Regions from separate parts of the Mus musculus genome. Here regions 2, 3, 4 and 5 are each linked to region 1. A link is a loop called in an ENCODE intact Hi-C map of the cell type or tissue named here. Cell type or tissue: heart. All regions are shown on one strand. Region 1 overlaps Plcb1 (phospholipase C, beta 1). Region 2 overlaps Plcb1 (phospholipase C, beta 1). Region 3 overlaps Plcb4 (phospholipase C, beta 4). Region 4 overlaps Plcb4 (phospholipase C, beta 4). Region 5 overlaps Plcb4 (phospholipase C, beta 4).

The links. Hi-C counts contacts between places; a loop is a spot of excess contacts. Peaks named below come from ENCODE experiments on the same cell type or tissue, not always from the same donor. Only the 100,000 strongest peaks of a DNase experiment are listed, where the experiment ranks them.
Region 2: it touches region 1 in a loop (4-fold over the local background); 2 of 42 quality-filtered maps call a loop at or near these places.
Region 3: it touches region 1 in a loop (2.5-fold over the local background); 8 of 42 quality-filtered maps call a loop at or near these places.
Region 4: it touches region 1 in a loop (2.8-fold over the local background); 6 of 42 quality-filtered maps call a loop at or near these places.
Region 5: it touches region 1 in a loop (5-fold over the local background); 15 of 42 quality-filtered maps call a loop at or near these places.

What each region holds. Positions count from the first base shown.
Region 1 is chr2:135,437,158-135,442,157 of GRCm38, forward strand. All of the region lies in intron 31 of Plcb1 (phospholipase C, beta 1), which reads left to right. Among named protein-coding and RNA genes, the nearest start is that of Gm31993, 100 kb to the right of the region's middle. In heart, a CTCF peak has its summit at 2,488 (motif pointing right); a DNase peak (open chromatin) is centred at 2,924; H3K4me3 peaks cover 425 bases; H3K27ac peaks cover 352 bases.
Region 2 is chr2:135,385,930-135,390,929 of GRCm38, forward strand. It overlaps Plcb1 (phospholipase C, beta 1), which reads left to right. Exons shown (of 32, transcript NM_001145830.1): 28 at 165-241; 29 at 344-433; 30 at 1,207-1,264; 31 at 1,869-1,955. Among named protein-coding and RNA genes, the nearest start is that of Gm31993, 150 kb to the right of the region's middle. In heart, a CTCF peak has its summit at 2,247 (motif pointing right); no DNase peak of the experiment used is centred here.
Region 3 is chr2:135,955,005-135,960,004 of GRCm38, forward strand. Plcb4 (phospholipase C, beta 4) reads left to right here. Exons shown (of 39, transcript NM_001355153.1): 18 at 3,051-3,141; 19 at 3,638-3,733. Among named protein-coding and RNA genes, the nearest start is that of Lamp5, 100 kb to the right of the region's middle. In heart, a CTCF peak has its summit at 2,956 (motif pointing left); no DNase peak of the experiment used is centred here; H3K27me3 peaks cover 810 bases.
Region 4 is chr2:135,742,862-135,747,861 of GRCm38, forward strand. All of the region lies in intron 2 of Plcb4 (phospholipase C, beta 4), which reads left to right. Among named protein-coding and RNA genes, the nearest start is that of Gm14210, 68 kb to the right of the region's middle. In heart, a CTCF peak has its summit at 2,446 (motif pointing left); DNase peaks (open chromatin) are centred at 300 and 610; H3K27ac peaks cover 516 bases.
Region 5 is chr2:135,924,176-135,929,175 of GRCm38, forward strand. All of the region lies in intron 7 of Plcb4 (phospholipase C, beta 4), which reads left to right. Among named protein-coding and RNA genes, the nearest start is that of Gm14210, 110 kb to the left of the region's middle. In heart, a CTCF peak has its summit at 2,909 (motif pointing left); a DNase peak (open chromatin) is centred at 3,056.

The sequences.
Region 1 (5,000 bases):
ACACTAAGACACAAGTAGTCATTTCTTCAGGATCTATAATAGGCTGCAAAACAACCCAGAGTGATCATCCCAACTTGGGTCCCTAAGAGCCTTATTCTGGATGGCAGTGGGATGCTCTTTGCCTAGCAAGTCAATATGACTCCAGTCCACAGTGCCTTAGATTTTAAGTTGATGGGAATTCCAGGGCTATGTAGGTTCACACCCTGATAGTTTGCCTTCATCACCAGAGTTAATGCTACCCACCAGATGTTACAGCCCTGGGCATCCATCCTCGTTCACCATCCTTTATGCTTTCTGCTTCTTTGCTGCTTCTTACTCATTCTGTCATCTCATTCATATTGAGGTTATGAAGTGTCACTACTAAATTCTGGCTAATGTCATTAGTGAAAATCTTCTGATTAGGTCTCCCAAAAGCAGCAAGATCAATCATTTCTGAGCCCTTAATTATAGACCTTGAAAGAAATCTCCCTGTTGAGCCAAGTATAGTGGTTATCTCCTATAATCCTAACTCTTGGAAGACAGGAAAACCAGGAATTCATGTTTAGCCTCAGCTATATAGAGATTTGAAGCCAGCTTGAACTGCTTGAGACATTATCTCAAAAATAGGAGTAATAAATTAATTAATTAAAAAAGAAATTCTCATTATTACAAAGAGCTCCTCTTTATCAATAATAAAGCAATCCTCCAAGACAGTGCTAAGGAAAGCCAGTTAACTGTATGCAGTGTGAGTCTAACACTGGCCATGCTCAGTGACATTATCTCTCTGGGTCTGACTTGAGGACCCCATCCCAGGAAGTAGTACAGAACTGGCCATATGCTGGTGTTCTCCGGCTAAGTTTGCAGTCCTGGGAAATATGTTCTTACCACTTCCTTGTCATCAGTAGAGGGTTAGTCACATAAGAAATGTGTGAGCAGGCACCCCAGTGTGCCCCTTCTAGGATAGATGAGTTGGGTGAGAGAAGTAGCACTTTCACATCCAAAGGCATGAAAGTTCCAGTAATCATCAGACATCTGCAAGCACCGTGTGAGCTCTGATTTCATTTCTCTCTACACACTGTTCCTGTTCTACTATAATAACAGTCATTCCTGCCTCCCCAGGGCTACCTACTGTAATGGTATCAGAAACACAGTAAACAGAAAATCGCATCCATCCAGCCCTGGGGAGCCCAGGAATGATAGAAGTGAGCTTTTATCACTTCCATCGTCTGGTGGTCAGAAGTTTCACTGTGTCAGTCTACAAGATAATAGTTCCTAGAACCGATGGGATGCTGAGAGCCAGGGAGGTCACCTACATTTTGAATGTAAATACTCCAGTAATAAGTCCCTCTAAGGATAATAGGAAAAACATGTATTTGAAAACTTCTCAAGAACTCATACTATACCACACCACACACACACCACACCATATACACCACACATATACCAAACACATACACCAAACACACATACCACACATATACACACACAAAACAAACATAACAAACACACATACCACATACACACACACACACACACACACACACACACACATACACACATACACACACACACACACATTTCATTCAGGCAATGATGGGGATCCAACAGTCCATTCAACACTAATTTGTTACAGTTAGAATAAGTGGGTCTACATGTCATAACCTGGGTTAAACACTATTTAGTGAGTGGTTTCCCCCTGCCCGATATGACCAAGAGCCATAATTGAGTAGAAGTATAGAATGTACAGCCTCGCCAGGGCAACAAAGTAAGCCAAACAATGCAGGGTGGCTATGTCTGTAGTAATGGTAGTGGAGTTGTTGATACTCTCTAGCAGAGAAAGCTGTAGAGGTCTCCCATAAGACCCTTGCCTGCAACTCTACCTGTTAACTCCTGCTGTCACCAGCTGTGTGGTCTTAGGTGAGAGCTAAAGTACACAGTAGATGAACTGTTTTGAAAGGACTAGTCCATAGTGCACTTCCTTGACACCCGTGCTGGTGCGGGGTTTTCAGTGATGTGCAGCAGGTGAGCTGTGCACATTCTTGTAAAAAAAAAAAAAAAAAAAAAAAAAAAAAAAAAAAAAAGGCCTTTGCGCACAGTCCTAAAGAGTAACCTCCATGAACTCATTGGCTCACCAAGCAGGACTTTGGTAGAATCATTCCTCTAGTGTGTCAATGTCCTGTGTGAGGTGAGTAGACACTTGATAACATCTCCCCCAGGAAGTAGCTCAGGACTCTAAGGCTAGAGATGCTGAACCAGGAAAGATCTCTCAAATCCAGAGTTTAAGATCAGCCTGGCCAACATAGTGAGACCTCGTTTCCAATAAGACGGGATAGGAAGGACCCAAAGAGCAACTCCAACTTGAGAAACTATGAAAACATATGCCTATTAAGGATTTTCAAAAACAGTGTAGGGAAGAGGAAAGATAAAGCCTGTTTCTCTGACTGAATCTAAACATGTATTGGCCAGGAGTACAAAGCATGAGAAATAGTTCAATACATTATTTCCCCACTAGAGGGCAAAAATGACTCCACTATGCCAGGCTTTTCAGGATCCACAGTCAAAATGATTAATCATGGGGAGGCCAAAACAAGAAGCCTGAGAGAAAAAGAAAACAAGAACGAACGAACGGATGAGCATGCAAATGCAAAATCAACACGTTTGAACTTGAACTTTCCAGGACAGGGTGAGTTGTGGAAAAGGTCCTCTTCCAAACACTCTTCCCATTCTCCCTTTCACTTCCCAGGTTTTCTAATCCTCATTCTGCAATCCTCACTGGCACTCACTGGTGCGGGACCAGATCAGATAGATCTAGTGGGTGGGACTTTTCTCAGCACAGCAGGAGTCTTGGTGATTAGAAAGGCAAAGACTCTTATAAAATGGTCACAGCTCCAGTGGCCCTGTGCCAGCTGCAGGGGCTCCCTGACTTTTTCCCCTCGAGGAATCTTCCAGTAAAGCTGCAGCATTTACTGAAATAAAAGTACTGGTGGGTGAGGTGGCTCTTGGTAACATCTCTTTTCTCTCCCTGCTCTACCATGGCTCAGCCCCTTCCAGCCTCCCCAAGACTTAACCAAGATTACAGAAAGATTCCAGACCAGAAATGTGTTGTGTTTGGGAGAGGGAGGAGAAGAGGGAAATTCATGATGAAGCCTCGTTGCCTTTAAACTATTTATAATAAATTTCCACTAGAAAAGAGCCTTTGGCAGACAATCATTTTCTTCTGCTGCAGCATGACCAAATACAGTAAGTATTCAAAATGAAAAACTGAAAGGCAAGAAGAGGAGCCTACAGCTGGGGCAGGCTGTTTTCAGATCTCACACTAGTAGATGAGAGGAAACCAGGAGGGGAGCCCCACCTCAGCCCCAGTATCTCCCATTTTGCTGCTCTGAAGGGCTAGGAAGCCTTCTCCATTAGACAAGCCTCCTTCGTGCTTCACCTTAATTTTCCTCGCATAATTTTAAATACAGATCATGTCTACAGCGCAGCAATTAATGGATAGCCTAAAGACTTATTATTTCCAACTAATTGATATGTAGGAAAAGTTTAAATAACATAACAGGGATAGGGAAAATTTGAAATGATGTGTGCTCAGTGCATTTAGAGTTTGTTGGAGGTAGCGAAAAACACCTGAAGGAAAAGGGATGTGACCTAATGGAGAATTGATACAGGAATCTCCCTTTAATGTTTGTGAGCATATGGATGGAGAAGTGGCTCAAATATCACAAAATGGAGTTAAGATGTTGACAGGTTCTCTCCCACTCACCCCCGACCCCTGTTCTAAGATGCCTTACCAGAGAAATGGGGTTGAGACTGTATTTTGAACAATGTTGTTGGTAAGGAGGTAGAAATAAGAAAAAGAGGCCAGCATTTCCATCCTAATTTTTTGTTCTCCCTTGACACCAGCTGGAGGTGGAAGTCTCCAAGGTCAAGTTGACTTAGCTGCCATAGACCCTACCCCAAACGACCACCACCTCCATGTCCAAGGTCCCAGCAAAATAATGCAATGCATCACATTCCTGGCAAGTGTAGAATCTGCCACATGGACTAGTGACTTTTCAAAATTCACTAGTTCTATTTTTCTGCTTCTTTGGTTTTGTTTTGGTGGCAGTCTCCTGCCCACATGTAGCTCAGACTGACTTCAACTTCTCAATGGAATTGAGAGTGACCTTCCTTCCTCCTCTCTCATTCTCCACCCTTACCTCCTGAGGTCAGGTGATAGGCCTGCCCCACCACACCCAGTTCTAACTCTGAACTGCATGTAGTAGGTAGCCCTATGCTACATTTTAAGAATTGGAAAACATTCTTTGTTTACAACTTTCCCTTCTTGATGTCTCATGAAAGATCCTATTAGTATATTTCTAATATATTATTTTCCTGTAAAAATTTACAACACAAATCTCTCCTCTCTCCTCCCCTCCCCTCCCCTCCCCTCCCCTCCCTTCTCCTCTCCTCTCCTCTCCTCTCCTCCCCTCCCCTCCCCTCCCCTCCCTTCCCTTCTCCTCTCCACTCCTCTCCTCTCCTCCTCTCCTCTCCTCTCCTCTCCTCTCCTCTCCTCTCCTCTCCTCTCCTCTCCTCTCCTCTCCTCTCCTCTCCTCTCCTCTCCCTTTCTTCTCCTTTCTGTCTTTTTCCACTTTCAACCTTCCAAGGTTACCAGGAATTTGAATCTTGTTTGTACAATTTTTATACTTTTTAAGTTCACATAGGTTTTCTATATCACATGTACATGTCTTTCTATAACATTATATAGTTTGGGATATTGAGTTTTAAGGTGTGTGTGTGTGTGTGTGTGTGTGTGTGTATGTATGTGTGTGTGTGTGTGTGTGTGTGTTGCTTCAGTTGAATCAAATGGCATCCTATAACATTAGAAGTACTGTACTAAAGTATGATAGTGTATAGTAAAGTATACTGATAGATATTATATATAACCTTTACACAATTTTCACTTTGAAATGTGCACATATACTCTTCAAAGCCATTCTAGAGCTTTTGGAGTTGCAGTAGTTACAATAGCCCCAAACTAGGAC
Region 2 (5,000 bases), 51 kb before region 1:
TGCCCTCGTTGCTAAAAAGTCAGGTTTTTGTGATTCTAACAACAGCTCAGCCCCACTGCAGGTTGTCTTAAGTACACTTGCTGGTGTTTGGGGTGGGAAGGGCAGGGGCAGGAGCCTGTGCCTGTGATCACAGAAAACATCAAACTGGCATTTTCTTCCCCCAGCTTATTCAGAAGTTGACAGATGTTGCAGAAGAGTGTCAGAACAATCAGTTAAAGAAGCTGAAGGAAATCTGCGAGAAGTAAGCCTCCATCCCTTCACATTCAGCCTGAATATACATGAATGCTTCAAGGGCTGCTTGCTATTCAATTGGTCTGATTTTTTTCCCCCATTGTAAATTCAGAGAGAAGAAGGAATTAAAGAAGAAAATGGATAAGAAGAGGCAAGAGAAGATAACAGAAGCCAAGTCCAAAGACAAAAGCCAGATGGAAGAGTGAGTGGAAAGTAGTCCTCCCTAACTGGAAGGAGGAGCAGGTGCTCCCTGTGAGAGGACCAGTGAGAGAAGCAGTGTCTTAACCAATGGCCCCTTCATAAAGTCTCTCCTTGAATTACTCTTTTATATGACTCTTGCCTTAGTCCCTGTTCTCTTCCTGTGCAGAGACACCATGACCGAAGCAACTCAGAGAAAAGGAAGAATGTCACTGTGGGTTTACTTATGGTTTCATAGGGTTAGTCTATTATCACCAAGGTGGGAGCATGAGGTGCTCAAGTTGCTGGCACAGTAGCTGAAAGCTATATCCTGATTAAGGGGTGGGGCAAACATGGGCTTCTGAAACCTCAAAGCCTACCCCAGTGACAACCTTCCTCCAATGAGACCACACTTCCTAATCCTAAGTTCCACTCCCTGGTTACTAAGCATTCAAACTTATGAACTCTAGCTGGCCACTCTCATTCAAACCACCGCAGTCTCCTTTATGGCTTTTTCAGTGAGCTCTCAAACAGTGGCACTCTGGGCCTTTGAGAAAGAAAGTAAAGTGAGCTCTTTGGGGAAATGACTAGATATTCTCTTAGACAACCTTGGGAGCATCTAATAAAAACAGGGCCTGTGCTTGGGGAGACACACGGTCATTGTTACCCCGAAACACACACACACACACACACACAGGCTTGACCTTTCTTTCAACAGCTATACAAAGACAGTAAAAGCGTAGGCATCTAGAGTTCCAGGTGGATTGGTATAATGATCTGTGGCTTATTTCCATTTAGGGAGAAGACAGAGATGATCCGATCGTACATCCAGGAGGTGGTTCAGTACATCAAGAGGGTATGTCTGCTCCCACACACACACACACACCTTTGCAAATGCCACACAAACAGTAGCCAACCTCACTGTGAACTTCTAGGAGGAGAGTGTTGCCTCCTAGTACCTAGTCGCCACCAGCATCCAGCTGTTTTGTGATACTCTATAAGGGCGCACTTATTCTGGCTGTTGCCAACCATATTATAAAAAAGCTAAATAAAACGTCTATAAAAATCTGTAGGGCAGAATCACTACCTAAGTCGGGGACTCCCCCCTAAAAAATGACACAAAAGATGGTTCCCAAAAAATCCCTTCACCGTTAAGATTATGTCCACATCCAGATTAGCCCTTAAGCTTCTTTAAATTTGTGTTATAGAAATTTTCAAAGATTCTCAAAAATGTATATCCACCAGTCACCACCCCACCCTGTACTGTGTTCCCATCGCTAGATTCAAAGGCCAATTTTGGCCCAGAATGTTCAATAATTGCTAACATAGATCTGAAAAACCTTTGGGTTTGTTGTTGTTGTTGTTTGATTTTGTTTCTTGTAACATGCATGAAAGTTGTATGTTGTTGTTATTGTTTTATTTTCATAAGTGACTCTTTTCTTTTGGTAACTTTCTTACAGTTAGAGGAAGCACAAAGTAAAAGACAAGAAAAACTCGTGGAGAAACACAATGAGATCCGCCAGCAGATCCTCGATGAGAAGCCCAAGGTAAGAGCTGAGAAATTCAGGATGTCTAGACACAGTTGGCTCATTTGTCTTCCATTCAGTAAAAGTAAAATCCCCTGGGCTTTATAAGTACCTCGCGCAACATCTCCAGTCTCCCCTTGAGTGCAAAACTCACCATTTAGGGTGAAAGTAAAAATACAGCAATATTCTGCAAGTACTGACCACCAACAGTGTCTGCGGAAAGATGAGCGCGTACGGTGCCCTCGCCACACAGTTGGTTCGGATACATGGCTTGGGCAAGGGCATTTTTATTTGAATCAACCACCTTCATCTTGTAATGCTGTAATACCAGAATGTGCCCAGCAGAGGACACTCTTCACCAAGATCACCCTGATCTTGACCCAACAAAGTCTTCCATAAAAACAACCGGGGTGGGGGTGGGGGTGGGGGTGGGGTGGGGTGGGGTGGTGTCCGTGGCGGAGAGAGAAAGAAAAAAGAAAAAAAGAAAAGCAAATCTCTTTGCCTTCATAGCAACAACTAATCAGTACTGTCCTTTAAAATTATATTACAGCTCGGAGTGTAGCTCAGTGGTACTAAGAGTTGTCTGCATGTACAAGGTCCCGAGTCCAATCCAAAACAACAAATCAAAGTAGGTTGGACTTGTGGCTTGTTGAAATCAGTTGTCTATGGACACTGTGTTGAAAACCCTATCTGTAAATCAAATACTCGCAGGTTGGCCAAAAGCATGTCAGTTCTAGGACATTCTAGCCATTTTGATTCATTGCTGAATATTTTTCTTTCTCTTAAAACAAAATGGGCTCTCTAGGACTCCCTGCCATTTTCACTATAGTTGAAAAATACAGATTCTCAAAAGTACTACCATTTGGCCCGATTGTTTATTGAGTCTGCAATACTCCAATGCTAGGTTTATTTATTTGTATGTAACGTTCCTGGGTTGGCTTCAGAGAGAGTCCTTGTGGCTTGCTCTAGGTATATTTTCACGGTTATTTATGTTCTTTAGCCTTTATGCTTGCAATATATGAGCCACTTAATATTTGTGATTCCTAAAGATTTCAGGCTTAGCAGGAATCGATGGTTATTTTGTATATTGTTAATTCTTAAGTTTCTCCTTTACATATACAATTCAGATCTTCTTAGCCAGCTTCTTGGTCCACTAGTGCTAATATAATGGGATGCATTTTAGTAGAACTTTAGAAATTGCCACACAATCTCCCTTTCCTTGAATTGAGTTGCCCACAGTCACTCATGACCTAAAAATATTATGTATAGAATTCACAGAGTCAGCAATCCATGAAGTCCTAAAATGTACAACTTTCTAAGCAGCTGATGAACCCTGGAAGCAATATGTTAGCCATTCTGGCCCTGTGTACAGCATGGCCACCCAGTGGTCCTCTCTGTCATAGGGTTTGTGACTCCTTTAACGTAGTAATGGCTCCAAACCACAAGAGTGGTGACATTAAGGAGTCTTGAACCTGAGAACACTCAAGGGCAGATTAGCTTTGGCTTTTTGTGGCTTAAAGGCGTATTAGGGGAGGGGCACTGTATTTTTCAGAATCAATCTCATTTAAGTACTCAACTATTTTAAATTTGACTCTGATTAGACTAAAATTTAAGAAAAATATTAAGTAGTCAGAAATATATATATTCAGACCCATACAGTTTCGAGTTTTGCATCTGGAGTTGAGTTTGTCACCACTTTGTATTCTGGTGTAATAAAATTTATTTATGGTGAATCTCATAGCCAGTTTTAAACCTCTACAAACCCTTATTTACAACTAATACTTTCAGTTTTGCTTTGCTTTTTGATTATGTGTGTTCAACATTGTAAATATTTTAGCCATAGACAAAATGCAATACACATATTTTAAAGTTACACAATTTACTTTAAGTAATTCATAGATATCATATGTACGTTTATTCACACATGTGTGGGTGCACATGTGTGTATGATGTGGAGGTCAGTGGATAATTCCTTAGGTGGTGGCCACATTTATTGTTTGAGGTAGGGACTCACATGAGCCTGAAACTTTCCAAGTGAATAGGCTCCCTGGCTAGGGACCCAGGATCCTCTTGTCTTTCCCTCTGCAGAGCTGGGATTATCAGAGTGTGGCAGCATACATATGTGTGTACATTGTGAAGATTGAACTCATGTCCTCATGTTTGCAAGGCAAGAATTTTACTAACTGAGCTCCCTATCCCGTGTGTGTGTATGTGTGTGTGTGCGCGCGCACGCACACGTATGTGTTTGTGCATGCATGTACATGCATGTAAACTCAGGTTCCTTCACCCTCAGCGTCCCCATGCTAGGAGTATAGACATATACTACCACATATGTGACTGTTCTATGTCATCATAAATAAAATCAAATTAAGTTAGTTCCTTTTGAAGCACCTTAGAACTTCTTCACTCTATACAACCAAACATTAAACTGGCTAATAACTTTTGGCAATTTATCTGCCAGAGTACAGTTTTACAGAAAATCAATTTCAACCCGCTGGGCATGCTTGAATACATATATAATCCCATTAACTTGGGAAATGAAGGCTGGAAAACTGAGAGCTCATGGTTCATCTAGCTTATATAGCGAGGCCACATTTCTAGCAAACTAAATAAATAATTGTCTTAAATAGTGCCAACTTAACAAATGACATTATTACTGTTTGAGTCATGTCATAATTCTAGGGGTGGGAGGACGGTTCCAGGCATACAGTAGATGCTGTATTAGTTGTTTTTCTGTTGTGATAAAACACCATGACCAAAGGCAACTCATAGAAAGGTTTATTTTGGTTTACCATTGCGAAGAGAGAGAAATGTGGGAGAGAGTATGTAATGGCAAGGGAGACAGTTGAGCAGGAAACTGGGTGAGTATATCTCTACCCACAGGCAGGAAGCAGGGAGAAAACAGAAAGTGGGGTGAAGCTATACACCCTGAAAGATCACCTGCAGTGATGTACCTCCACCCGTAATGCTCCATGTCCTAAAAGTTCCATAATCCACCTAAACAGTGTTACCTGCTGGGATGAAGTGTTCACATCCATGCACATAGAGGAGACATTTCTCATTCAA
Region 3 (5,000 bases), 520 kb after region 1:
TATTTTTAGCAAACCAGAGTTCCAGCATGAATGGATTTGTTTTGAAATGTGTTTTTCAGGGGTCAAGTAGCACTGGAGGCTGAATACTAAGGATTTTCATATTTATTTAGATTCTCTGGTACAAAAAGCTTTTATCGTGCTTCAGAGGGATGTAGAGAGGAACACAAAGTAAACATCTGACTTGGTTTAATCCGGCTGCTCTCAGGACCTCGTGTTTTATGTTTCATAAAGCTTCCAAGCCAAGAGTCCAGGCCCCTCCGTGCGTCCCAGTGTCCATTGCATTCTGAGTCACTTCAGATACCCGTAAAAGCACCTGCACTAGGGCCCCACCTACACCGGTTCGGTTCTGATTGACCCAGGGTCATAAGCAGGTGCATGATTTAAGTCCTCCAGGTGAACAAATGTGTGCCCAGGGTTCAACACTCATGGGAGCCCGTCGCTGTGGGAAAAGCTCCAGACTGATGTCCTAAGACACAGAGGTCAAGTTCCCAACTCCAAAGTAAATACTCAGGCAAAGTCACATGACCGTTTTTGAACTTCATTATATACCTGCCAGGTTGTTCATTAAGCACTTGTTATTAAAGTCCGTGGTCCATAGGAGGGCTTTATGGAGTCTGAATGCATTTGTAAGCGTTCCAGAGAATTCCTTGGATTTCTGTCAGGATCCCTAACATCCAAGAGGATGAGATGCACTGTGGCAAGGTGTTACGAGAAGCAAGGCTTGCTAAAATTAAAGTGCTCTATTAGGCTGTTCAGCCTTCCTGTGACTATGGTAGCATTCGACAAAAGGAGAGGGGCAGGAAAGTCCATGCATGACAAGAGGGTGTTTGCTACGTGAATGACTTGGCTGCTCTAACCGTGGATTTTTCCCAAAGGTGTGTGTGGCAGCAGAAAGCGCATGGAGGCCAGGCTGCATCCTTTGCTCTCTGCTGCCTGCTGAAGCACTGGGGCAGCTGCACTCCCCGCACTCCCTCTTTCCTCCACACTTGGCCTGACTGTTGGCTGCCAGTGCCTATGGCTCTCTGTGGAATATGACCTCTAGTCAGTGGTCAGGCTCCGATCACATGAGAGACAGGCCGGACGGGGTCTGAGAATGAACTCCCCCACAAATCCCCTCACTCGGTGTTCCTAAGGGCTATTTCTGAGCACCTGTTCTCTTCTGACCCTTGGGATCCCCAGCTAGATTCCCTGTTTGCCACCCTGGGGTGCCCCAGTGATAACATCTGAATTACATCCTTCACTGGCCGTCTCCTCCTTTCTCTTGCTTCTCCACCTCTCTGTTGACCTGTGCAGGAACCGGCTTAAACTTGTGATGTGTTAGTTCTTGTCTAGGAAGATGACTCTGAGGGATTCTGTCCAAAGAAGCATCCTTGATTTATTTTATTGCTGTGGTTTCCTTAGCCTTCTGTTCTCTTGGGTAAGAGAGGAGACTTGATATTTGCAAAGGCCATTGTGTTTGTCTTAATTAACTAAATAATTAATGTGCATCCCAAATGCTGCTCATCCCCCAGGTCCCTCCCTCACAGAGTCCCTTCCCTTCTCCTCTGAGAAGGTGGGACCCGCTGGGTACCCCCCAACCCTGGAAGTCTCTGCCAGATTAGACACATCATCTGCCACTGAGGCCAGACCAGGCAGCCATGAAGACTGAATGTTCTTTGGTTGGTGGCTCAGACTCTGAGAGCTCACAGGGGGCCAGGTTTGCTGACTCTGTAGGGTTTGCATCCCCTTCAGGGCCTTCAGTCCTTAACCCCAACTCTCCCATAAGTGTCCCTGACCTTTGTGTAATGCTTGGCTGTTGGTATCTGCATCTCTTTCAGCTGGGTAAAGCCTCCCAGAGGACAATTATGCTAGACTCCTGTCTACAAGGATAACAGAGTGTCATTAATAGTGTCAGGAGCTGGTTCTTGCCCATAGGATGGGTTTTAAGTTGAGCCAGTTATTGGTTGGCCTTTCCTTTGGTTTCTGCTCCATCCTTGCATTTCTTTTAGACAGGACAAATTTTGGGTCAAAAGTTTTCTGGATTAGTTGGTGTCCTTATCCCTCCACTGGGGGGTCCTCCAGGCCTCTTCAGGTTCCATATCCCCACTGTTAGGCATCTCAGCTAAGGTCACCAGCATTGACTACTATCCCAGGTCTCTAGGACTTCCTAGACATCCCATTTCCATTTATTCTCTGGCCTCTCTCCTATCTCTCACTACACCTGATCCTAACCACCCATCCCTCTCTCCCACCCAGTTCCCTCCGTCCCTCTGCCTCCTATGACTATTTTGTTTCCCCTTGTAAGTGTGATTTTTTTTTTTTTGTGAAGGGACGTACACATTCCCAGGGAAGGGACCAGTGCCACCAGGCAGCCTGCAGCAGGCAGCCGTCAGTTAAAAGTCCTAAGAAGTCAATGCATAGACTTGCTTCTGAAACATAGGGTAAAGTAATGAGTTGTGAGATAAATGGTTGTGTGGAAAGATGCATAGGTAAGAGCGTGTGGCTAATAGCTGGGTGGATGGGGAGTGAATAGGTAGACAGAGGCCAGTCCCACTGATCACAGAAAATGACCTAAACAGACTTAACTTCCTGTAAAGTACAAACATGACACCACAGCGAAGTTCAGATTCTAGCCATTCAAAACTCTCCCATGTTTAGAGAACCCATAAAAATCCCACGTCAGTCTGGTGAGAAGAGAGGCTTAGTCTGTGACCTGCTGCAGACGCAGGGGCGATCTGAGGCCATTCAAGTGCTTTATGATGGACCTGAGATGTGAAAAGCCCACCATACAGCAGGACTGCCACCCCCAGCCCCTCTCAGGTCAGACCCTACTCTACTAGGGAGCTTGGATCCATCTGTATACCCCAGAAGACTGGGGGTGCTCCAGCTTTACAGCATTGTTTAAATTAAAGTTGAATTCAGTGAGCTAATGAGCATTGGGCAGAAGCAGAGCTGTGCACACTGCCATCTAGTGGATGCTGGCTGGTATGACTCCCGGCCCCTGGGGCTCTTCCGCTCCGGAATCGAGCATGAAGTCCCTACCTAACTGAGCTCTTTCTATATATCTCTAGCTTGAACCAGGAAGGCCCTTGCCGTCTCCTAATGACCTCAAAAGAAAAATACTCATCAAGAATAAGAGGCTGAAGCCTGAAGTTGAAAAGAGTAAGTCAGTTGCACATGTGGCTTTTGAGCAGTTCGGCTGTCTAGATGAAATCTGATTTAGAACAGATTTGGGAAAGGAATGGTGGAATGCAGATAGTACATTTATCTTCCAGCGTTATTCCACTACATTCCCATTAATCCTTAGTTCTTACAACTGGTCCATTCAGTGGAAACCCTCCATGTGTTTACGTGCAAAAAATACAGAAGGAAAAAGGGTTTGTACTGCTACATACATTGCCACGGTTTTGTTCATAAAAGATAAATTAATTTACGCTCACATTGGAAACATCTCAGTGTTGTAAGGCCGGGGAAGCGGCTCCAGGGTTAAACGCTCACCGTGCATGCGTGAGGATCTGAGTCTGATCAACGAGAATCCACACGCTTAACCTGAACACCCGTGATGCCCCTAAAGACGGAAGGGGAAGACAGAGAGTTTCTCACACTTCCTAAGCGATCTAGCATCTGTTCTCATCTCCGTGTGTGATGATACTTACAGAACAGCTTGAAGCTTTGAAAAGCATGATGGAAGCTGGAGAGTCAGCCGCCCCAGCTAGCATCTTGGAAGACGACAATGAAGAGGAAATAGAAAGTGGTGAGTTGTGGGGCCGGGGAAGAAGGCTGCATGGGTAAAATGCTCGCCGTGCAGGCGTGCAGATTATAATCTGAATACCCAGAATCCACATGCTTAACACGAACACCTGCAATGCCCGTGAAGATGGGAGGAGGAGATAGAAGAATTTCTTTAAGTCCATGAGCCAGCTAGTTTGGCAAAAGCACTAGAAACCACCATGAGAGCCAGCCTCAAAACAAGATGGGAGGTGATGCCTGACAACCAAGGTTGTCCTCTGATCTCCATGTGTGCACTGTGGACATATACTCACTGTCTTTCACATACTCTCATTGGCACACATAAACGTATGCCACAGACATCACACACACACACACACACACACACACACACACACACACACTCACTCACTCCCCGCACACACACTCATACACACACACACACACACACACTCCTGCACAGACACGTACACACACTCACACTCCCCGCACACACACTCATACACACACACATTCCTGAACACATACACACTCCTACACACACACACACACACACACACACACATACACACTTCTGCACACACAAAGAGTTATGAGATGTCATTTTAAGGTACAAGTTTTTAAAAGGGTTATATTGGAAATAAGAAAAACATTAATCTCTCTTAACAAACTCCTTTGACTAGCAATGACTTTATCTTGCTAAATATTTAGGAGTACTTCATCTTTTGAGGGAATGGCATTTTTATAGATACTGTTATTTCCATTTTATCTGAGCACTGGATGTTAGTGGCTTAGCTGTCTCCCTTCCCATTGTGAACTGAGCCCTTCAGAAAAGATTTCCAGTCAGAGACTCGGCCTTTAATCACTTGCTGTATTAGGCAGGAGTTGAAGAGAATTTTTGAAAGGTCCACTCTATAATCCTTTATGTTTTGTAAAGAAAAACATGAATGTCAGTTTTGTTACTGATAGTAATAAGACATGTGATAAGAGAAGCGAGTGAAGTGATTGACTGATGCTCATAAAGTGAACTTGAGAGTCAAAGCCTATATTGCAATTTTGTTAAGCCTGGGTGTAGCTCAGTGATATAGCACAGGTTTAACCTGCATGAGGCCTTCTCAACCAGGGTCCCTGGAAGCCTTACTGAAAATATGAATATTGACCATCACCTATTTAGCCTCTCAATATAGCCAGCCATGATGTGCTGTTTAAAATTGGTGCTGGGGTTGTAACGCGATAGCATATTTGCCTAGTCTGAGCAAAGCCCTCGGTTCGGTTCTCTGCACTGAAAAATA
Region 4 (5,000 bases), 310 kb after region 1:
AATGGGGCTAGAAATGACCAGGTGGACAATAGGAGAGTAACTTGGTTCAGTTAGCTCAGCTCCCCCTGTGCACGCTAGAATCCACACAGCAGTTTGGCATCTCTTTTATCATTATTATTATGGTGATTATTAATTGGATGCTCTTTCAAAATTTGGACTTTAAGCTTGCAGCTGATGCCTTAGGAGATTATGCTAACCAGGGTGCAGAAATTACTGGGGCTGACCGTAACTATTCATGGCCAATTAAGGAACAGTGTTGGCCAGAAACTGGGGGTGGGTGCAGCAGTGCATTGTGGGAGTTCTAGTTGCTGTGGTTCCTATGTTGGGCTTTAGCTGGCTCAGCCTCCTTCTGTAGCGGGGATGTTGCTCTTTCTACCTGGAGACACGTTTATAAACCGAAATAATGAACAACCATGAGGGATTTAACTTTGTGGAGAGAAAAGAGAGAACAAAGTCAAGAAATCACTTTTATTTGCAAAGCTTTGCGTGAGAGGCCTTCAGAAGGCCGCCTTTGTTTAGTTTTGGTATCAGTTTTCTTGCTTCCCCGGGGATGGAGATGGTTGTTGAAAAAATGCATGCAGAAAATCAGGCTGTGGGAGGGCAGAAATGAATTTTGGAATGTTTCCAAAGGATAGAATTCCCCCGAGAAGCCGGGTTACAGCACTGAAGGCCTGTCACAAAAGGGAGTGTCAGTCACAGAATATGCCTGCTGTCTCATTCCTGACATAACTAGTGGCCACTTGTGCGGGCTTATACTTTTACATGGAGTTTTAAAAAGTATTTCAGATGGAAGGGGAAATATCACACACACACACACACACACACACACACACACACACACATACACACTCTCTCACACACACACACACACACATGTGCAAGTGCACAATAGGGCAGGGTGTGGGTATGGGTATAAGAGAATAATGAAACAGCGGTTGGAAATGCCTTTTCTTAACCTTGGATTTTAAGGGTTGAACCGGTTCTGAGATCTTTAGGATCTCCCTAAGTGGTAAAAATCCTGTGCAGCCCTTGTTTTCAGATACAGTGACTGGGCATGCAGTGCTGCAAAGGAAAGATCAAATGAAATTGTGTTCTGGAGAACAAGGCTGCAGGTATGCACAGCCCGAGTTCCTGGCTCATGCGCACGCTGTCGGTTGGACGGTCGGTTGGGTCTTCAAGTAGACAGCACCAGTTCCAGCTCTCCCCACAAGCACCGGCTTTTCAGCTCTTACACGCCACGTGTTTGCACTCATTTTTGCCTCCTTCCTTCGTAAGTGGAGTATGGAATTTTGTGTCCAGGGTGGAAGCAGAAGTATTTCTCTGGTGATTTCAGCGATATGAAGCAGAAAATCCAAGTCACTGGGCTCTGAAAGTCTTTCTTTGTGTGTCCTTCATGACCTATCAGGAGTCTGGGAGAGACGAATGGTTTAAAATATTTTTTTCTCCAGAAAGGAAAGGGAGTTTTTGTTTGTTTGTTTTTTGTTTTTGATTAGGAAACCATATGGTCATATCCTGATTTTGTTTTTTTGAATGTCGGTTTTTGATAAGTGACCTAATTTAAAAAAAAATGTGGGTTTAGCGCTGAAAAGTGGCTCAGTGGTAAGGAGCATACACTGCTCTTGTAGAGGACCCCAGTGCTTCCGAGTGGGTCACAACTGTCTGTCATTCTCCTTCCAAGAGACACACCGTGCCCTTTTTGACCTCTGCCAGCATTGAAAATGTGTAAACCTGCCTAGACACACACACACACGCGCACGCGATTAGAAATGGAACAAAATAAAACCTTTCATAACATCGCTCTTCAATCCTTTCTAAATTCACAGTGGTCACTTTGGCTGGCTGAGGCAGGTTTCAGGTGTCTTCCCATCATCGGTCCTCCCACGCCCCCTTTGGTTGTTGTGTAGTGTTAGTACTTATCTGTTCCTATGGTTGTGAAAGGTCTTCCTTGGATGGAGAGAGGACACTTAGAAACTTCAGTCATTTTTGTATTCAGTCCCCATCTTACCTGTCATTTTCACTTCCCCACTCTCCACAGAGTGTTCAGCGTTTGGCTCTGAGCCAGCTACAGGGAGTGGCATAGGACGGAGCCCTCTCAGTATGGAGGCGGCACCAAATGGTCAGGGCTTTGTAGTAGGAAAACATCAATGCCAGGTCAGTTCTATCGGGTGCTCTCACATCGTGCTCTGAGGGTCCTGGTAGGAGCTTTGGCAAAACACTATCTCAACCAGTGCGTGAAGAGTGAACAAGGCTAGCCGTACGAATCCTGTTCAAGGTCAGGTTTGTGTTTGACTAAGAGATGGGGACTTTGGAGAAGAAACTCCACGTTGTAGAGGCCACACTTTATGCTGGGGTTGTTATTTCGGAGCCTACTGCTAATTTCAAACATCGGAAATTGAAGTTTGACTGTCAAAGTGTAGTGGGTGTTTCTGTTCACCAGCTTTTACGGTGCCACCTTGTGGCTACTGAGAACGAAGGGTTTAGTGCTGCCAAGGTCCAGCCCGCTGGAAAGCTGATGAACTTTGACATGCTGAGTCAGAGGAGGGGGTGGGGGGTGGGGGTGGGACCATGATTTTAGGTTCACAGCTCATGTGACCAAGCTCTGGAGAGTTTCAGAGCAGAAGTTCCAGGACCATTTGATGGGGTCGAAGGTAGTTGCAGATGCACAGCACACATGGGGCAGGAGTCAGGGAGTGAGGGGATGAGGTGGATGGTGAGTCTGTGGTCAGGTCAGCAAAGACACATGGGAATATTGAAATTGTAGAGGTCATTTGAGCAGATAATTTAATCATATGCAATTGTGAGCATAAAGTTTTGTGATGTCAGAGTGCTTGTGGGGTGTTTTTGTTTCAAAGGGCCCATTAGCCATCTTGGAAGAGAACATAAAATCCATGGTCTATCTAGCGAAGAGGCTGGATAAACTATTCAGCCTAGACTTGGGCTGTAACGCTGGGGAATAATTCGATTGGGACTTGAACTTTGGAGGTCTGTGTGAAGTATGAGGTAGGTGAAGTCCAGCCAGTTTCTTCATCTTGCTCCATTGAGAGCCTTGAAGGTGCTGATATGATAGATTTCAAGTGTGCGAGGTAACATTACTCTGAACTTTAGCTCTAGAAATGATCCTTACAGTTGGGCTGTTTGCATACTCAGGAATGGCACCCATTGCGTATTGCCATAGTAAGCTGCATAACAAGCAACCACAGAGCTTCAGGGGAAGGTAACAATCGGTGGGAAGTCACCGGGAGAGCTGGCTCAGTGGTTAAGAGGGCATAGCATCCTGCCCTGGCAGAGGATGGAAGGTTAGTTTCTGGTACTTACAGTAGGCAGCACACAACTGCCTATATCTCTAGTCCCACTGGATGTAAGGTCTGTGACCCCCCCCCTCCACATATAATTAAAAATAAAATTTAAAAAACTCTTTGCAAAATTTAAAAAAATTAGCTGGGCATAATGGTGCATGCCTTTAGTACCAGCATTCGGGAGGCAGAGGACATCTTGGTCTACAGAGCATGTTTCAGGGCATCAGGGCAAACTCTATTTTGAAAAACCAACACCAGAAACCAGATTGGATTTATTTATTTCATTTCGGCTGCAAGTGTTTTTCCGTGCACTTATGTATGTTGTATGCTCGTTCACCACGTGCCTGCCTGGTGCCCATGGGAGTGAGTCAGAAGGGGCTGAACCTCTTTGCACTGGAATTTTGGATGATTGTGACCCTCCATGCAGGTGCTGGCAACCAAACCCTATTCCTTTTAACTGTAAGTTCTTTTAACTGCTGAGCCATCTTTCCAGCCCTGAAAATTCCTTTTCCTTATTTTTTTTTAAATGTCCCCATTCTAAAAGTTTAGTGTTTCATCTGCTCTTCATCTGGGCTTTGCTGATTTCAGCTGACAGCAGTGCCTATAGCCTCCTGTGGACTGGGCAAACAGTTCTGTCCTCAGCTGGGTTGGCCTATGTGTCTATGTGTCTATGTTGTGAGTTAGGATGGCTTTAGCCAGTAAGACTGAGTGAGGTGACTTACTTCTGTAATGCGCGTCCTTCATCCTGGCATGTTTGCTTGGGTATGGCACAGGAGCAAGAATGGGAGTGGACGAGCTTGCTGCAAGAGGACTTCCAAAGCCTTCACTACTTTACATCATGGTTGCTGACATCCTCTTGGCCAAAGGCAGGTGTGGCCTGTGACAGTGGAGGTTACATGGCAGAGGGTATGGTCACAGGAAAGGAGAAGAATTGAGCTTGTTCTGCAGGCAGACCACCCTAGACTAAGAATTGCTGGATGAGATCACTGTCAACTGAGGGAGGAGTGAGGTCAGACATTTTTTTTTGTCTCTGCCATGACTGTAGATTGTAATTTTAATTCTGGTTAGCAGCCTCATAAACAGACATCTGGGCTGTGTCATGGAAGAGACGGTTGATCGGGATCTGTAAAGGGTTTTTGTTGTCTTTGTGTGGGGTCAGTCGAGTCAAGGGCTGAGAGGGGTACAGATCCCATGCAGTTATGGGGTTACATCATGGCAGAAGGAAGTGAGGGGACAGAGGAGGCGCAGAGAAGAGCATTGGCTATGTCATGCCGGACAGGCAGCCAGGGCAAAGCTGGTTCTTAAACCCAGGTCTCCTCTCCAGCCATTCAGGGTTCTAAAGACCTCAAGGAAGTTCTGTTGGAGCATGGAAGCACTGAAATGCGTTCATAGTGTGGATCGACAGGACAACCCCCATCTCCTCTGCAGCCTCTGTAATGTAAAAGATTCTTGGAATAGGAAGATCAGAGAGGAGGCAGGCTGTGTTTGTCCCTGGGAAGCCGAAGCTTGCTGATCTGTGGCCGTCCATCTTTTGGGAATCTAGTTTTGTTTTCTGTTTTTCTTCTCCTTCCCCTTCTCCAGCCCCTCCTTCTGCTTCGTGAGCAGAAGTCAGCGTAGGTCTTCTGAGAAGAATCTAGGTGGTAGCTCCTGCTTTTTTGAATAGCATATGAAATTATAAAGGTTGGCCTAGCCTTCTGGAATAGG
Region 5 (5,000 bases), 490 kb after region 1:
CTTTTGGTTCAGGATAGGGCATTTCTGAAAAGGACCTAGTAAATTCTTAAATTACTAGCTGGGGAAATCTGCTTCAAAATTACTTGTATATTCACTAGTCTTCCCATTCATGACTGTGAAACACATGAGGAAACTTAATTGTCTTGAGATTTTAGAAGGTTCAGTCCATTGTTTTTATGGGCCCTATGATGTCATAGAATCTAGAGTGTCATAGAATGTAGAATTTGCAAGCTGAGCTTCTGAGCATGCCCATGGATAGTTATCTTGATAACATTAATTAAAATCAGGGTTCCATCTTAATTGTGGGTAGGAGCATTCCATAGGCAGGGGATCCATGGCTGAATAAAATAGAGAAAATGAACTCACCCTTAGCAACATTCATTCCCCTCAGCCTCTTTTTTTGGGGGGTGGGGTGGGTGGGGTTGGTTTGTTTTGTTGTTGTTGTTGTTGTTGTTGTTGTTGTTGTTGTTTTGTTTGTTTGTTTTTTGTTTTTCAAGATAGGGTTTCTCTGTATAGCCCTGGCTGTCCTGGAACTCACTTTGTAGACCAGGCTGGCCTCGAACTCAGAAATCCGCCTGCCTCTGCCTCCCGAGTGCTGGGATTAAAGGCGTGCACCACCATGCCCGGCTTCCCCTCAGCCTCTTATCGGGATGACCGGGCCAGCTTCTTCAATCTCATCCTACCTTGACCTCCGCACCAGGATGGAAGACAGTTTTGAGTCAGAATACACTCTTTCTCTCTTACGTTGCTCTTGTCAAGGCATTTTACGGCAGCAATAGAGAAGTAACTAAGATGCTTGGGTAGAACACCATGGCAGGAGCACATGACAGAGGAGGTTCTTCATCTCATGGTTGCAAGGAGCAGGAGAAAGATGAACAGAGAGAAGCCCAAACTAAGATGTAGCTCCCTGACTGCTTGGCTCCTACTCTTACAAGTTTCAGGATCTCTCAAATAGCATCACGGGATCAGAGAGTCAGCATCTCTGAGCCAGAATGTGGGTACTCACCAAACACCTCACTTGCTTGTATTTTGGGAGATGCACTCTTTTAGGTGCATCACACCTTTCAAATGAATCTGCACAGGCTCACACGGCAGATGTAAAGTCTAATCCAGGGGAAGACACCTAAGACTCTATTTCTAACAAGTTCCCTGGAAATATTGCTGCCCCTTGGCCAGGAATCATATGTCTGTGTGTGTGTGTGTGTGTGTGTGTGTGTGTGTGTGTGTGTGTGAGAGAGAGAGAGAGAGAGAGAGAGAGAGAGAGAGAGAGAGAGAGAGAGGGAGGGAGAAGAGAGAGAGAGAGAGAGATTGCTGAGGTTATAGTTCAGTGGTAAAGCCCTCACCTCCCATTTATGAAACCATAGGCTACACACCCTCTCCCAAAAAATTAAAAAGAAACAGATTTCTGTTCTCCATCCTCTGAGTCTCCATACCTGCAAACTGAGTCAGGAGGTTGGACATGATCACTTAGATTTAAATAATTTCCAGGTTATCTTGCTGATATTCCAGAAAGAAGGGATGGAAGGAGAGGGAAGGAGCAAGAAGGAGGAAAGGAGAGAGGGAGGAAAAGGAGGGGTGGGGGCTTTTAAGGTCTAACCCAGGCTAGCACTCCTGGCATACTTTACCTAGCAGGTCTGTGCTACTGTTGGGTGTATTTCCTTGGGAAGACTTCCACAGTGCTTGAAGCAGGGACAGAAGAATGAAGAGAAATTCTGTGAGTGGTCTCCTCAGATGAATAAGGCGATTTGGGCTAATGTCGTAGAAAGAGCTGGACTGGGATCTAGGACATGGAAAAGGAAAGAGGAAGCTAAACCACAGCCCTGGCTGAGCTGGAGCTCTGTGGATCCCTCTGACCTCGAGCTTGTAGTGATAAAGCAGTGGTTCTCAGCCTATGTGTCATGACCCTGGGGGGGGGGGTCAAACAACCCTTTCACAGGGTTGCCTACGTAAGACCATCAGAGAACACAGACATTTACATTACAATTGGTAAGAGTATGAAGTAGCAACGGAATAGTTTTATGGTTGGGGGTCATCACAGCATGAGGACCTACAGCATCAGGAGGGTTGAGAAGCATTGTTCTAAAGGAAAATTGTTGCTATAGCAACTGAGTTTCAGTTCATGTGGGTTTAGTCTAGTTTTGTTATAATTGTGTGTTTCTGCATTATCTTAATGAGGAGGGGTTCCTTTTGTTTGTGACAGTGTTTTCTAGTGTTCTACAGCAAGGAGACACATAATGAGGAAGGCCCAGACATTTGCCAGGAGCAGGATGCTTGATAACTCGGTGTCTGCATGAAGAAAATCAGGTCAAGAAGTGCTAGAAGCCAGACCCAGTGTCCCCAGGCACCTCTTAGCTTTCCACATGCCCAGACAATCCTACACAAGACTCCTCAAGGATTTTATTTTCCTGAGAAGGGATACTGGAAAAGGTCAAATCAATCTATAAAGTATAGAAAGGATTATAGAGTAAGAGAACAAAGTGGTTATCAGTGCTAATATGTGTAGTTAGTATGGTCAAGGCTTTGTCTTCAATATTCAGCACAAATAAAGTAAATAAAACTAAAATATAAAAGAAGGGTGAGACTTTACGGAAGCCACACCTCTCTGTATTCAGGTGCTGTTTTTCCTGTCATGGTGAAGTTACCTGGTACCCCTGCTGCGTGTGCCCACCGCAAGCAACTCTGAGACCCCACCAAGGCATGTCTGTTATCCAATAGCTCAAAGATACACCTCTAAGGGTGACATGCTATTAAAGTATTCAAGCTTACCTACAGCAATTCAAACAGGTGTATTTTTAAGTCACCACTTTAAAACCTGTTAATCTGGAAATAAGCAAAGGCCTGTAGCTCATACCTGGAGAAACTTTCCAGAGAAATTCTGGGACTCTACTGACACCTGCTGGCATCTCATCTCCTTAATGTTTGAAAAGAGCAACAAAACACGTCAGGCATTAATATTTCCTGTAGTTACTGGCACGCATACTATGTGTTTGGCCTGAGTCATGGCATGGACATGGAGGAGGTCTAAAGGACCTTGCCTTCCCTGACAGAGAGACAGGGAGCAAGCGATTGGGTGAAAACATCCCAACATGGGGACCTGACCCAAGACGGGCTCTGTGACTCTGGGCAAGGCCCTCAGACCTGCTTTCATCTTCATAAAAAGAACACGTCACAGCCTCCCACTCAGGGCTAAGCTATCCCTGAGGATGGTGGTGACATTTGCGATGCGTGAGTTCTGTCATGAGTGGTGATATCAAAGGTCATCACCTTTCCATTCTGATAAATAAGAGTCTTCCCCAATTCTATTAAAAAAGAAGAAGAGGAGTAGGAGGGGGAGGAGAAGAAGAAGAAGAAGGAGGAGGAGGAGGAGGAGGAGGAGGAGGCGAAGAAGAAGAAGAAGAAGAAGAAGAAGAAGAAGAAGAAGAAGAAGAAGAAGAAGAAGAAGAAGAAGAAGAAGAAGAAGAAGAAGATGATGATGATGAAGGCAGTTTAAGCCTCCTCAATACCTCCCCTCCCCCAGTATCTGGTGGTTATTTCTAGAAACAACTAAATTAGTGTGATCAAAAAACGTTGTTTCTCTGTACCGGCCACTTCTGTGCCCTAGGAAACTGTGGACTTTGTTCTATGTTTTGGAACAGATCTCAAGCCTTCAGGTTGAGAAAAATACTCCCAGTTAATGCCATCCAAATTATTTGTGCTTTTTCTGTCTGCTCCTGGGAAACTGTGTGGGCCTGTGGTTTGTTAGGCCAGTTACAGGATATTCAATAATCTCCGGGGAGCCAAGTCCATATTTAGCCCGACAGAGGAAGAGAGGTCTGGTAATGAGAAAAGAAGCAATTCTTTAAAGCTCCTGTTTCGTTTCTTGATTCTCTCTCTGTGTCCAGACCTTACCTGTTTGTTGAAGCTTTTGATGCTATTTGCAGTTCTCAGAAAACGGCCTTTGCTAGCTGCAAAAGGAAAGGTGCCTCCTGAGAGTTCTTCCGTCTTCCATCAGAAAGCTGTCAGCAACGTCTGGGACTCTCCAGGGCAATAAAAGCCATTAGCTTCACACCCAACAGAACGGCACTAGTGAGGATGTAGAAGTTAGCACCCTCATGCACTGTTGGGAGAAATGTAAGATGATGTAGCTATCACAGAAAGCAGTATGGCATTTTCTTTAAAAAGTTGAAAGGCTCCTCGTGTCGTCCTGTGACCCTTGCCTGTGGGCATTTATGCCAAGTAATTCATATCAGTTATTTACAGTATTCAAGACAAAGAAGCTCAGGTATCCATGGAGAGAAGAACGGATGGATGACCGTGGCATGCACATACAATTGAATTCTGCCTTGTAAAAGCAGAATTTGGCACATTAAATGAAAGCATAATGCCGAGAGAAATAGCCAGTCAGAACATGGAAAATCCTGTGTGATTATTCTTGTGCGAGATACTTAACATCGTTTAAAACATAGACCCAGGAAACTGACTAGCGAGGGTCAGCGGGAGAGGCACAGATGGGGATGATGAGTGCAAGGTATTGAGGATTAGCTAAAGCTCCTGAGACAGAACCATTTATGTCCTGTGTGTCTTTACCGAAATTAACAGGAGAAGACATCAAATAACAAGACCCAAACCACACTGCTATAATGCAGTTATCAGCTCAGGGCTTTCAGACATGAAATCCCTCATCTGGTAACGTGAAGCCTGGTGTTTTGGGGCAGTGCTGTGCACCAGGAGCTTCTGTGATGACAACAGTGCTTCTCCTGGGCACTCTCAGGACAGGGCCTCGAGTCCTCGTCATGGCTTTTTGTGGGGCACTTGAATGTCAACTGAGACATCCAATTTTAGACTTATTCAATTTGAATTTAAGGAATCCTATGATCAACGACAGTGACATTCACATTTATGTGACTACCCATTCCAAAATGTCTTCCTCCCCTTGGCAGTAGCTGCAAACTTAAGGAGGTAGAGTGGGCCGGGGAGGAGCCTTAGCTCTGTTTATTCCCAAGCTCCAGTTTGCTGCACAG